Linked DNA regions of Homo sapiens: region 2 is linked to region 1. Evidence: chromatin loops called from intact Hi-C (ENCODE). Cell type or tissue: dorsolateral prefrontal cortex. All regions are shown on one strand. Links, peaks and the distances in the headings refer to the core of each region. The heading gives the core; the rest is flanking DNA.

What was found. Hi-C counts contacts between places; a loop is a spot of excess contacts. Peaks named below come from ENCODE experiments on the same cell type or tissue, not always from the same donor. Only the 100,000 strongest peaks of a DNase experiment are listed, where the experiment ranks them.
Region 2: it touches region 1 in a loop (2.9-fold over the local background); 3 of 110 quality-filtered maps call a loop at or near these places.

The regions. Positions count from the first base shown.
Region 1 is chr1:10,149,948-10,156,264 of GRCh38, forward strand. It overlaps UBE4B (ubiquitination factor E4B), which reads left to right. Exons shown (of 28, transcript NM_001105562.3): 21 at 1,379-1,614. Among named protein-coding and RNA genes, the nearest start is that of KIF1B, 57 kb to the right of the region's middle. RefSeq lists a silencer at 5,206-5,407. In dorsolateral prefrontal cortex, for the core only: a CTCF peak has its summit at 3,186 (motif pointing left); a DNase peak (open chromatin) is centred at 3,204; H3K27ac peaks cover 4,063 bases.
Region 2 is chr1:10,049,674-10,055,990 of GRCh38, forward strand. All of the region lies in intron 1 of UBE4B (ubiquitination factor E4B), which reads left to right. It also overlaps the pseudogene RPL21P21. Among named protein-coding and RNA genes, the nearest start is that of UBE4B, 20 kb to the left of the region's middle. In dorsolateral prefrontal cortex, for the core only: no CTCF peak of the experiment used is centred there; no DNase peak of the experiment used is centred there; H3K4me3 peaks cover 523 bases; H3K27ac peaks cover 3,934 bases.

The DNA of each region.
Region 1 (6,317 bases), core at 861-5,860:
GGGCAATGCAGCAAGTCTGCATCTCTTTAAAAAATAAATAAATAAATAGTATAGGTCCCCAGTCACAGAATACAAATTGTGAAAGTTTTGTAACAAACAACAGGAAAAAAACAAAATTAGTATAAATGATTTTAAAATAAGGGCCAAAAGTAAATGGAGCAAGTTAATATTGCTGTCATAAAAGCTGCCTTTAAAAAAAAGCCCAAATCAAGGCAGAGGTTGCAATGAGCAGAGATCATGCCACTACACTCCAACCTGGGCAACATACACAAAAAAACCCAAATCATTGGTGACACGTGATTTTGATTGGTATGAAATTTTAAAAGTGACTCAAAAACGTGGTTTATTTGTTGAAAAACCAACCTTGGAATTTAAGCAACTCAAGTCACATTTTAAAATTTGTTCTATGCACAGTGATACAAAAGACACCTATTTGAAAAATTTCATTTATTCTCATTTTCAGCAGAGATTAAAAAAAAACTATCAAAATTTTTATGTTTTGGTAGTGATGATCTTTTGTGAAGTTTATCTGATTTGATCATAGGTTTTGTTTATAGTTAATATAACATGCTACAGCCAGTAACCATGTTTGGTTTTAAATCTGTCTTGTTACAGTGTGAATAGTCACTGTAGGCTGGGTGCAATGGCTCATGCCTGTAATCCCAGCACTTTGGGAGGCCAAGGTGGGCAAATCACGAGGTCAAAAGATCAAGACCATCCTGGCCAACATGGTGAAACCCCATCTCTACTAAAAATACAAAAGTTAGCTGGGCATGGTGGCAGGCACCTGTAGTCCCAGCTACTCAGGAGGCTGAGGCAGGAGAATCGCTTGAACTTTGGAGGCGGAGGTTTCAGTGAGCCGAGATTGTGCCACTGCACTCCAGCCTGGGCAACACAGCGAGGCTCCATCTCAAGAAAAAAAAAAAAAAATAGGCTGGGCGCAGTGGCTCATGCCTGTAATCCCACCATTTTGGGAGGTCGAGGCGGGCGGATCACGAGGTCAGGAGATCGAGACCATCCTGGCTAACATGGTGAAACCCCATCTCTACTAAAAATACAAAAAAAATTAGCCGGGCATGGTGGCAGGTGCCTGTAGTCCCAGCTACTCGGGAGGCTGAGGCAGGAGAATGGCGTGAACCTGGGAGGCGGAGCTTGCAGTGAGCCGAGATCGCGCCACTGCACTCCAGCCTGGGCGACAGAGCGAGACTCTGTCTCAAAAAAAAAAAAAAGTCACTGTAAACTGAATGAGTTCAAGGGCACTCCCAAACCTACTTATCCTGCCTTCCCCTCCTCACTTACTGACACCAGCCTTCACCCAAGATGAGTTTCTCAGCAGTTTCTCAGCGGTCTCTTTCTTGCTCTTCTTGCCTCTGTTCAGATACTCTCCCCAGGCGCTTTATGAGCCCTGTACTCAGGATATTGTGATGTTCCTTGTTGTGATGTTGTGCAACCAGAACTACATCCGAAACCCATATTTGGTGGCCAAACTGGTAGAAGTCATGTTTATGACCAACCCTGCTGTTCAGCCACGAACCCAGAAGTTTTTTGAAATGATTGAGAACCATCCTCTCTCCACCAAGTTGTTGGTACCTTCCCTGATGAAGTTTTATACAGGTAGGTTGCTGGAACACAGTGTAGCACATGGCAGGCCAACTTAGGTAAGGTCATCTAAAGCTAGTGGACGACGTTGCTCTAAGCCTGTTACCTAATATCCTGCTACCTGTGTGTATAGCCTACTAACCTGTGGCCTGCAGAGGATGTACTTTTGGTTCTTCTTGCCCTGAGTAGTTAGGAATAGGACAACCATTCCACCTACTGGTCTCTGATGATTCAGCAGGAACTACTGAAAGTCAGATGATTGGCACCGAGACCCAGGGTATCAAGAGCACAAGTTGGTAGTGTTATCTGAATGGAATTATCTGGTTCATTTTACCTTTGAACTTACAGCATTTGTTTTTTAACACTATCCTATAACCCACTTTCCAAAGTGTGGGTGAAACAGGGAGCTTGTTAAAAATGCATATTCTTGGTCCGGGTGCGGTGGCTCATGCCTGTAATCCCAGCACTTTGGGAGGCCGAGGCGGGCGGATCACAAGGTCAGGAGTTCAAGACCAGCCTGGCCAGTATGGTGAAACCCCATCTCTACTAAAAATAGAAAAAAAAATTAAATTAGCCGGGCATGGTTGCAGGTGCCTGTAGTCCCAGGGCGGTTGAGGGAGGAGAATTGCTTGAACCCGGGAGGCAGAAGTTGCAGTGAGCCGAGATCCCGCCACTGTATTCCAGCCTGGGCAAGAGAACAAGACTCCGTCTCAAATAATAATAATAATAATAATAATAATAATAATAATACCACTTTTCACCTGTCAAATTTATTTCTTAAGTTGAAAATACCTGGTACAAACATGGTTGTGGAGAAGTAAGCTAACCTGCAAAAAAACCTGCTTAATCTACCCTATAGCCAGTGTGCAGATTTAGTGCTATGAAACTCTCATGAGAATGCAAATTTAAAGCCTTTCTGAAAGGCAGTTTAGCAGCCCACACCAAGAGCCTTAAAAATGCTTTTATCGGGGCCAGGTGCGGTGGCTCATACCTGTAATCCCAGCACTTTGGGAGGCCGAGGCGGGTGGATCACCTGAGATCAGGAATTTGTGACCAGCCTGGCCAACATGGAGAAACCCCGTCTCTACTAAAAATACAAAAATTAGCTGGGTGTGGCGGGCGGCGCCTGTCATCCCAGCTACTCAGGAGGCCGAGGCACGAGAATCGAGTGAACCTAGGAGGCAGAGGTTGCATTGAACTGAGATCACACCAGTGTGCTCCAGCCTAGGAGAAAGGGCAAGACTCCGTCTCAAAAAAGAAAAAAAAAAAGCACTGGGATAACAAATAGTAGGTGCAGGAAGTAGCCATCTTCTATCCCTCAGTCTGGGGACCCAAGGGAAGAGCCTGGGGATCTCAGAACCCAGCTGCCCTGATGAGGGCTTGGACGGAGCTAGGACCCAGTCCTCTGTGGAAGGCCCTTGGCCAGTAGGTGCTGGTGTCTCTCTCGGGGGTTGTGCACGGTTGCTAGCTCTGGGGGTACGAGACAAAGCTGAAAATTGGAACCAACTGCTACTGCTGACAGTAAGTGCAAGGTCCTAAGTCCCTTGTTTCTCCTTCAGTTTTCCAGTTCTCCTGCAGCACCCCCTATTGGCAACCCTAGAGAGGGCGGGCTGCCAAAGGAAAGATTCTGCAGTGCCAGCCCCAGAATCACAAAGCCAACTACAAAGAGTGCATGTGGGCTGGGCACGGTGACTCCAGCTAATAATCCTAGCACTTTAGGAGGCCAAGGTGGGAGGATTGTTTGAGCCTAAGAGTTGGAGACCAGCCTGGGCAACATGGCGAGACCCCATCTCTACGAAAAATTTAAAAATTAGATGCCTGTTGTCCCAGCTACTAAGGAGGCAGAGGTGGGAGGAAGGCTTGAGCCCAGGAGTTCAAGGCTGCAGTGAGCTATGATCTTGCTGCTGCGTTCCAGCCTGTGAAACAAAGCAAGACCCTGTTTCTAAAAAAAAAAAAAAAAAAAAAAAAAAAAGGGTAAAAAGACTGGGTTTCGGCCAGGCACAGTAGCTTACACTTGTAATCCCAGCACTTTGGGAGGCCAAGGCAGTGGATCACCTGAGGTCAGGAGTTCGAGACTAGCCTGACCAAAATGGTGAATCCTAGTCTCTACTAAAAGTAAAAGGCCGGGCGTGGTGGCTCACGCCTGTAATCCCAGCATTTTGGAAGACTGAGGTGGGTGGATCACAAGGTCAAGAGATCGAGATGAGCCTCGCCAACATGGTGAAACCCCGTCTCTACTAAAAATACAAAAATTAGGCCTGGCACAGTGGCTCACGCTGTAATCCCAGCACTTTGGGAGGCTGAGGTGGGCGAATCACCTGAGGTCGGGAGTTCAAAACCAGCCTGACCAACATGGTGAAACCCTGTCTCTACTAAAAATACAAAATTAGCCTGGCATGGTGGCACATGCCTGTAATCCCAGCTACTTGGGAGGCTGAGGCAGGAGAATCACTTGAACCCGCGAGGCAGAGGTTACGGTGAGCCAAGATCGCGCCATTGTAATCCAGCCTGGGCAACAAGAGCAAAACTCCGTCTCAAAAACAAAAATTAGCTGGACATGGTGGCATGTGCCTGTAGTCCCAGCTACTCGGGAGGCTGAGGCAGGAGAATCTCTTGAACCCGGGAGGCAGAGGTTGCAATGAGCCAAGATCGCGCTACTGCACTTCAGCCTGGTGACAGAGCAAGACTTCATCTCAAAAACAAAACAAAAAACAAAACAAAACAAAATTAGCCGGGTGACGCATGCGTGTAATCCCAGCAACTTGAGAAGCTGAGGCAGGAGAATAGCTTGAACCCGGGAGGTGGAGGTTGTAGTTAGCCGAGATCTAAAAAAATTTTAAAAAAAAAGAGTGGATTTGGAGCTACGAGACAACAGCTGAATAGCTATACTCTGACATAAGAATTTAATTTCTTGAAATTTATTCAATGGAAATAATTACGAATGTTTGTAAGTGATGTTCTCCACAGCATTATTTATAAAGCAGTGCAGTGAAAATAATAAAAACAACTGGCCGGGCTCAGTGACTCACGCCTGTAATCCCAGCACTTTGGGAGGCTGAGGCAGGAGGATCACCTGAGGTCAGGAGTTGGAGGCTTAGTCTGGCCAAAATGGTGAAACCCCGTCTCTACTAAAAATACAAAAAAATTTAGCTGGGCGTAGTGGTGCACACCTATAGTCCCAGCTTCTCTGGAGTCTAAGGCAGATGAATCACTTGAATCAGGGAGGCAGAGGTTGCAGTGAGCCAAGATCGTGCCATTGCACTCCAGCCTGGGCTACAAGAGCAAATCTCCATCTCAAAAAAAAAAAAAAGGAATGTAGGGAAGGACATATACCAAAATAGTAACAGCGCATTGGTTATTTTTGAATGGTAGCATTATAAATAGTTTTTATTTTTATTTTATTATCTGAACTTCTTAATTTTTCTACAGTAAACATGTATTGTTAGTAGTAAAGACAAAACAATTTTAGTTAAATTTATTTTGTAGTCAGTGTTCTGGGCCTGTCACTGTGGCTTCAGGAGAGAGAGAGAGAGAGAGAGTGTGTGTGTGTGTGTGTGTGTGTGTTTGTGTATTTGTGTTTACACAACAGAACTGGGCCTGTTGCCTATAAGACGAGTGCTGGGCCTAGTGGAGTCCTGCTGGGAATGTTCCAGAAGGAATTGGGTGGGGGTTGTTCTCTCTTTCCTCTTTGCCATGTGTGCCCTCTGGCCTGGACCACCTCTTCAGTCATAGATGGATGACATCTGTACTAATAATAGCCACCACTTATTGAATGCTTACTAATCCTTTCACTTAATCCCCACGGCAGTCCTAAAGATAGTACTATAAATACATCCACTTTACAAATGAGGAAACTGAAGCTTAAAAGGGTCAAGAAGCTTGCTGAAGGTCAGTGGCTAGCAAGTGGCAGCAACCTCGCAGATGCCCTTTAGCACAGGTCCCCCTGGCTACTGTGCTGGTCTTCCTACAGCTACTAAGGGACCGGTGTGAGGGTACCCCTGAGGGAGGCATCACAGACATAGTCCCCAGTGCTCATCACCTCCATGTGAAGACCTGGCTGATTAGGTCCTGGTCCCTGAGCAGATGGGACCCTCAGATATAAATTAAAAGTTGCCACACACAAGATCAGTATGTGGAACAAGCTCCTCTTAACACCACAGAGATAGTATTCTAGCTTAGAAAATGCTCAAGTTAGGCTGGGCGTGGTGGCTCACGCCTGTAATCCTAGCACTTTGGGAGTCCGAGACAGGTGAATCACTTGAGGCCAGGAGTTTGAGACCAGCCTGGCCAACATGGCGAAACCCTGTCTCTACTAAAAATACAAAAGATTATCCGGGTGTGGTGGTGGGGGCCTGTAATGCCAGCTACTTGGGAGGCTGAGGCTGGGGAATTGCTTGAACCGGGACCTGGGAGGTGGAGGTCGCAGTGAGCCAAGATCTTGCCACTGTACTCCAGCCTGGGCTACAGAGTGAGACTCCATCTCAAAAAAAAAAAAAAAGAAAGAAGGCAGCAAGAATACCTGGGGGGAGGAGGGAGAGGTTCAACACAAGTCTAGTCCACCTACGGCCTTCTAGAACAAGGACCTGGGAATTAGAACTTGGGCTGGTATGACTTTGAGGGAACAGTAGAAGTGAATAAGAAGAAAAAAAAACTGTTGGGAGAAATGTATATTGTTTTGTTTCATTTTCTTTTCTTTTTTTTTTTTTTTTTTGAGCTAG
Region 2 (6,317 bases), core at 412-5,411, 100 kb before region 1:
GCAGATCACTTGAGTCCAGGAGTTTGAGACCAACTTGGACAACATAGGGAGACCCCATATGTCCAAAATGGCTGGGTGTGGTGGCATGCACCTGTGGTCCCAGCTACTCGGGAGGCTGAGATGGGAGAATCACTTGAGCCCGGCAGGTCCAGGGTGCAGTGAGCCATGATCCATGTCACTGCCCTCTAGTCTGGGCGAGAGAGCAAAAGACCCTGTCTCAAAAAAAAAAAAAAAAAGTTAGAAAAATAAGTCTGTGGTGAAGAGAAATGTTTCATTTACTTCTTACTCTGGGCAAATTCTGTTACATTCATTCTTTTGAAATTGATGATAGAAATATGAGAACATTGGAGAAAAACTGAAGATGGCAAATATGGGATATTGGTAGCTGCTTGCTGATCTGAAAGGCTGGTTTTTTTTGAGACAGAGTCTTGCTCTTGTCACCCAGGCTGGAGTGCAGTGGCGCTCTTGGCTCACTGCAACCTCCACTTCTGGGGTTCAAGCAATTCTCCTGCCTCAGCCTCCCGAGTAGCTGGGATTACAGGCATGCACCACCACACTTGGCTAATTTTCGTATGTTTAGTAGAGACCAGGTTTTGCCATGTTGGTCAGGCTGGTCTTGAACTCCTGACCTCAGGTGATCCGCCTGCCTTGGCCTCCCAAAGTGTTGGGATTACAGGTGTGAGCCAGTGTGCCTGGCCTGATCTGAAAGGTTTTGAGATATATCAGGCATAGCCAAATGTGTGACCCCAAGCTCTCCAAAACCACTAAGGGTCTGCAGCAGCTGAAGGAGTAGGTGATAGGGAGAAGTTGGAGGAACGGGAAAGGGGTTTCATTAAAATCACTTCTCTCCTAACATTAACCACACTGCATTGAATTATTTATTCACTTGGTGTAGCTCCTACTGGGATATGAACTCCTGGCTATTCTTGTTTACTGCTTTTTATCCAAGTTCTGGCACAGGGCTTGGCACAGAGTGGCTCAGAACAAATACTTGTTCAATGCATGAATGAATGCAGTGATACAACATGTCTTTTCAGGACTCCTATTCTTTTTTTTTTTTTTTTTATAGAGGTGGAGTTTCACTATGTTGCCATGTTGCCCAGGCTGGTTTCCAACTCCTGGCCTCAAGCCATCTTCCCTCCTCGGCCTCCCAAAGTGTTGAGATTATAGGCGTGAGCCACCACAACCGGCCTGCCTCCCAATTCTAGTATTGCAATAGTTTATTTGTTTGCTGCATTAAGTTGTGTTAATTAGGTTAAGGTAGGCACTTGATGAAAAAAGCCTCATTATCAGAGTTCTAATTCAGAGTCAGACATACTTGCAGGCTTTTTTGGTTGTTTGCTTTTTGTTTTGAGACAGGACTTGCTCTATGGCCCAGGCTGGAGTGCAGTGGCATTATCATAGCTCACTGCAGCCTCAAACTCCTGGGCTCAGATGATTTTCCCGCCTCAGCCTCCTGAATAGCTGGGACTACAGGCATGCCACTGTTCCTGGCTCTTACCTGGATTTTATTTGGAGCAACAAATTGGATGATTCTGGGGAAAGTACTTAATCTTTCTGAGCCTCAGTTTCCTCACTTATAAAATGGGGGTATGGAATACCATCTCGTAGCACTGTTCTTCAGATTAATTGGAGTGATGTGAAGTGTGCATGGTGTAGTGACCTGGCCGAGTGGATTCTTGGGACAAGTTAGTTCTCAAAGTAAGATTGAATTGTGTATAATTGGAGTTTTAGTTGGTGTCCATATAACATCTAACAAATCTTTTGCATATAATAATGCCAACAGCATAAATAGTGGTATCTTACTAGTTAAGGTAGCAAATAGACCGTGGCTTATGTGAAAGGTTGGGTTGGAATCCTCTCCCCCGACCCATTAGTTCCAAAAATCTCTTCTCACCCAGGGGCCATCTTTTGTATTGAGCCACACTGCTACCACTTTTTCTAAAACGTGGAGTGATTGGTGGCCTGAATGTACTAAGAGGGTGAAGGTGGAGTGTAGAGCTTTGAAAGGGAAAGAAGAGTGTGCAGAAAGGGGACTCGAGGAGTCCCAGGAGAAATGTTCTGCATATCAGGACTAAAGAATACAGCCTGAGGTGACACACTTTACTCCCATCAGATGACTTATTTTTGTCTTCTGAAAGAATTGTACCCCTCCCAGCAGGGGGAGAAAATCTCTGAATTGGATGTCATTGTATTAACTACTCAACAGCTGCTAAATCTTTGGCATCTTGTCCAGTTCTTTGGCAGCAGTGTCAAGACTGGGAAAAGAGGTATCTTTTGGGTCCTAGATTGAGAAGTGACTTTACCTTTCTAATTAAACATGACACATTCAATGCATATTGCTTCTTTGTTCCCTGTCAGTGCTTGGTATAAATTCTAGATGTCTAATAGTGTCATTTTTTTTTTTTTTTGAGACGGGGTCTTGCTCTGTCACCCAGGCTGGAGTGTAGTGGTGCCATCTTGGCTCACTGCAACCTCCGCCTCCTGGGTTCAAGCAATCCTTCCACCTCAGCCTCCCGAGTAGCTGGGACTATAGGTGCATGCCACCATACCTGGCTGATTTTTTAATTTTTTTTTTTGTAGAGACAGGGTCTCACTATGTTGCCCAGGCTGGTCTTGAACTCCTGGGCTCAAATGATCCTCCGGCCTTAGCCTCCCAAAATGCTGGGATTATAGGCATGAGCCACTGGGCCTGGTCAGTGGTGATTTAATTAGTTAGATTTTCTGACTAGATGAGGTAGCACACTGCTTTAATGGACGTTTTTGGGAATTGAACTTCTAAGATGTCCGGGTAGATCATATTGAGCACCCATCGTGCCAGGCACTCCTCAGGAATCATGTCTGTGATCATGGTCTTTTGTTAGACCTGTGTCTATACTTGTCACCAGGGCCAGCTTCACAGGCATGTGACTGCAGGCAGAGGTGCCCCACGCTTGGTTTAATGCTCTGCTGTTGCTGTCTTGAAATTCTTAATACATTTGAACAAGGTAGCCTGCATATTCATTTGTCATGGGGCCCTGAACATTCTGTAGCTGGTCTTGGTTGTCATTGACTTTTTCTGTGTGGGTGGATATATGCCTGGGTAGATGTCGTAGTTCATTTGGACTATTATAACAAAATGCCATAAAGTGGGTGGCTTGTACACAGCAGCAATTTGTTATTCACCGTTCTGCATTCTGGAGGCTGAGAAGTTCCAAGATCAAGGTGCTAAGAGATTTAGTTTCTTGAGAGCCAACTTCTTGGTTCATAGATACCTGTTTTCTCACTGTGTCCTCACTTGGAGGAAGGAGCAAAGGAGCCCCCTGGGCTTTCTTTTATAAGGGCATTAATCCGCAGGTCATCAGGGGTTCCGCCCTCAGGACCTCATCACATCCCAAAGGCCCCATCTCCTAATTTCATCAGCGACCCTCCCACCTCAGCCTCCCGAGTAACTGGGACCACAGGTGTTTACAACCGTGCATGGCTTTTATTTATTTATTTATTTATTTATTTTGAGTCGGAGTCTCTCTCTGTTGCCCAGGCTGGAGTGCAGTGGCGCGATCTCGGCTCGCTGCAAGCTCCACCTCCCAGGTTCACGCCATTCTCCTGCCTCAGCCTCCCAAGTAGCTGGGACTACAGGCATGCACCACCATGCCCGGCTAATTTTTTTGTATTTTTAGTAGAGACGGGGTTTCACTGTGGTAGCCAGGGTAGTCTCGATCTCCTGACCTCGTGATCCACCCGCCTCAGCCTCCCAAAGTCCTGGGATTACAGGCGTGAGCCACTGCGCCTGGCCTATTTATTTTTTATTTAATTTTTTTGAGATGGAATTTTGCTCGTCGCCCAGGCTGGAGTGCAGTGGCACAATCAAGTTCTGGGGTATATGGGCTGGATGTGTAAGTTTGTTACATAGGTAAGCGTGTACCGTGGTGGTTTGCTGCACCTATCAACCCATCACTTAGTAACTGAGTCCAGCATGCATTAGCTATTTTTCTTAATGCTCTCCCTACCCGCTGCATGGCTGATTTTGAAAACTTTTTTTTTTTGAGACAAGGTCTTGCTATGTCACCCAGGCTAGAGTGCAGGAGTGCAGTGGCGTGATCACGGCTCACTTGCAGCCTCGACCTTTCGGGCTCAAGTGATCCTCCCACCTCAGCCTTCTAAGTATCTGTGACCACAGGTGTTGCCACCATGCCTGGCTAATTCTTTTATTATTTGTAGACAAGGCCTCGCTATGTTGCCCAGGCTGGTCTTGAATTCCTGGGTTCAAGTGATCCTCCTGCCTTGGCCTCCCAAAGTGCTGGGATTACAGGTGTGAACCACCATGTCCATCTGATATTGAATCTTTAGATAACTCATTTTCCTTCATCAAATCTTTTTTTGTTGTTGGGGTAGTAATTAGAAATATTAGATTTTTTTTAAAAAAAAAGACAGGATTTTTGACACATAAACATTTATTTCCATATTCTTTTTTTAATTTTTATTTTTGTAAGCTATTTTATTTCTTCCATGATGATTTAGAGGGACTATCTTCAAACCAATACAAATATTTTGTAAGTAATATCTGGCTGTTTTCTAACCAATTGAGTAATTTGTTGCACAGTAAGCCACCTCACATCTTTCAGCAAGAAATACATTAAATTTGAATAGTAAAGACATGGCATAATGAATTAGGACACAATTAAAATTTGCTTTAAATAGTTCTTTGGGCGAGGGGACACCACACTTCTACTCAATGAAGAGAAACATTTTGACAGTTCAGAGGTCTTTTATTTTTTTCACACCTCTTATGCCATGAATTCATAGGTAATAGGTTCCAGCAGCTCAGGCTTCTTCCCATTGGTTCTCACACAGTGTGCTTCTCTGGTACCTTTCTCTTTGGCTTTCTTCTTTTTCTGATCATTTTCCTTCATGAGTTTTAGGAAATGATGCTGGCCTTTAGAGCGCTTAATGTGCTCAATATGCATATTAATTCTCTTGGCAAGACTGTTGCCATTGTTCATTTACTACAATGCCAGCAGCATGCTGGGTAACATTGTAGACTCTTCCAGTCTAGCCATGGTAACACTTGCGGGGCATTTTTTTTGGAACAGTACCCATTCCCTTGGTGTCTGTAATATTATCTTTCTCCTTTTTTTTTTTTTTTTTTTGAGATGGAGTTTTGCTCTTGTTGCCCAGGCTGGAGTGCAGTGGTGTAATCTTGGCTCACTGCAAGCTCCACCTCCCGGGTTCAAGCGATTCTCCTGCCTCAGCCTCCCGAGTAGCTGGGATTACAGGCATGCACCACCATGCCCAGCTAATTTTTGTATTTTTAATAGAGATGGGGTTTCTCCATGTTGGTCAGGCTGGGCTTGAACTCCGGACCTCAGGGGATCCACCTGCCTCGGCCTCCCAAAGTGCTGAGATTACAGGTGTGAGCCACCGCACCCGGCGTGTTTTTACTTTGAACAGATGTCCTTGTGCCAAAAGGTTTGGTGATTTCTAGTTTAGGGAAACATGAATAAAGCATCTTTTGGCTTGAAATGTTATGATTAGAATGGGTTGTGAGTGGGAGAATTTTAATGAATGCCAATTGGAACAAATGCTTGTGAAAATGTCTCGTAGGCCACCTTTTCATCATTTTTTCTTTTCTTTTCTTTTCTTTTCTTTCCTTCTTTTTCTTTTCTTTCCTTTCTTTATTCTGAGACAAGATCTCACTGTTTCCCAGGCTGGAGTGCACTGGCAGCATCATAGCTCACTGTAGCCTTGAACTCCTGGGCTCCGGTGATCCTCCTGTCTTAGCCTCCTGAGTAGCTAGGACTACAGGCGTGTGCTGCCACACCCAGCTAATTTAAAAAATTTTTTTTGTAGCGATGGGGTCTCGTTATGTTGCCCAAGCTGGTTTCCAACTCCTGGCTTCAAGCCTTCCTCCACCACACCCAGCCAACATGGGGCAAAAGTTACCAGAATCAGTTTTATGGAATAGTGTTAGAAGTAGTGAATGCTGGCCAGGCGCAGTGGCTCATGCCTGTAATCCCAGCACTTTGGGAGGCCAAGGTGGGCAGATCACTTGAGATGAGGAGTTTGAGACCAGCCTGGTCAACATGGTGAAACCCTGTCTTTACTAAAAATACAAAAATTAGCTGGGTGTGGTAGCACGTGCCCGTAGTCCCAGCTACTTGGGAGGCTGAGGCAGGAGAATCACTTGAAGCTGGGGATGGAGGTTGCAGTGAGCTGAGATTGCATCACTGCATTCCAGCCTGGATGACAGAGTAAGACTCTGTCTCAAAAAAACAAAACAAAACAAAACAAAACCAGAAGTAGAAGTAGTAGATGCTTAGTCATCTACGTTAATCTTG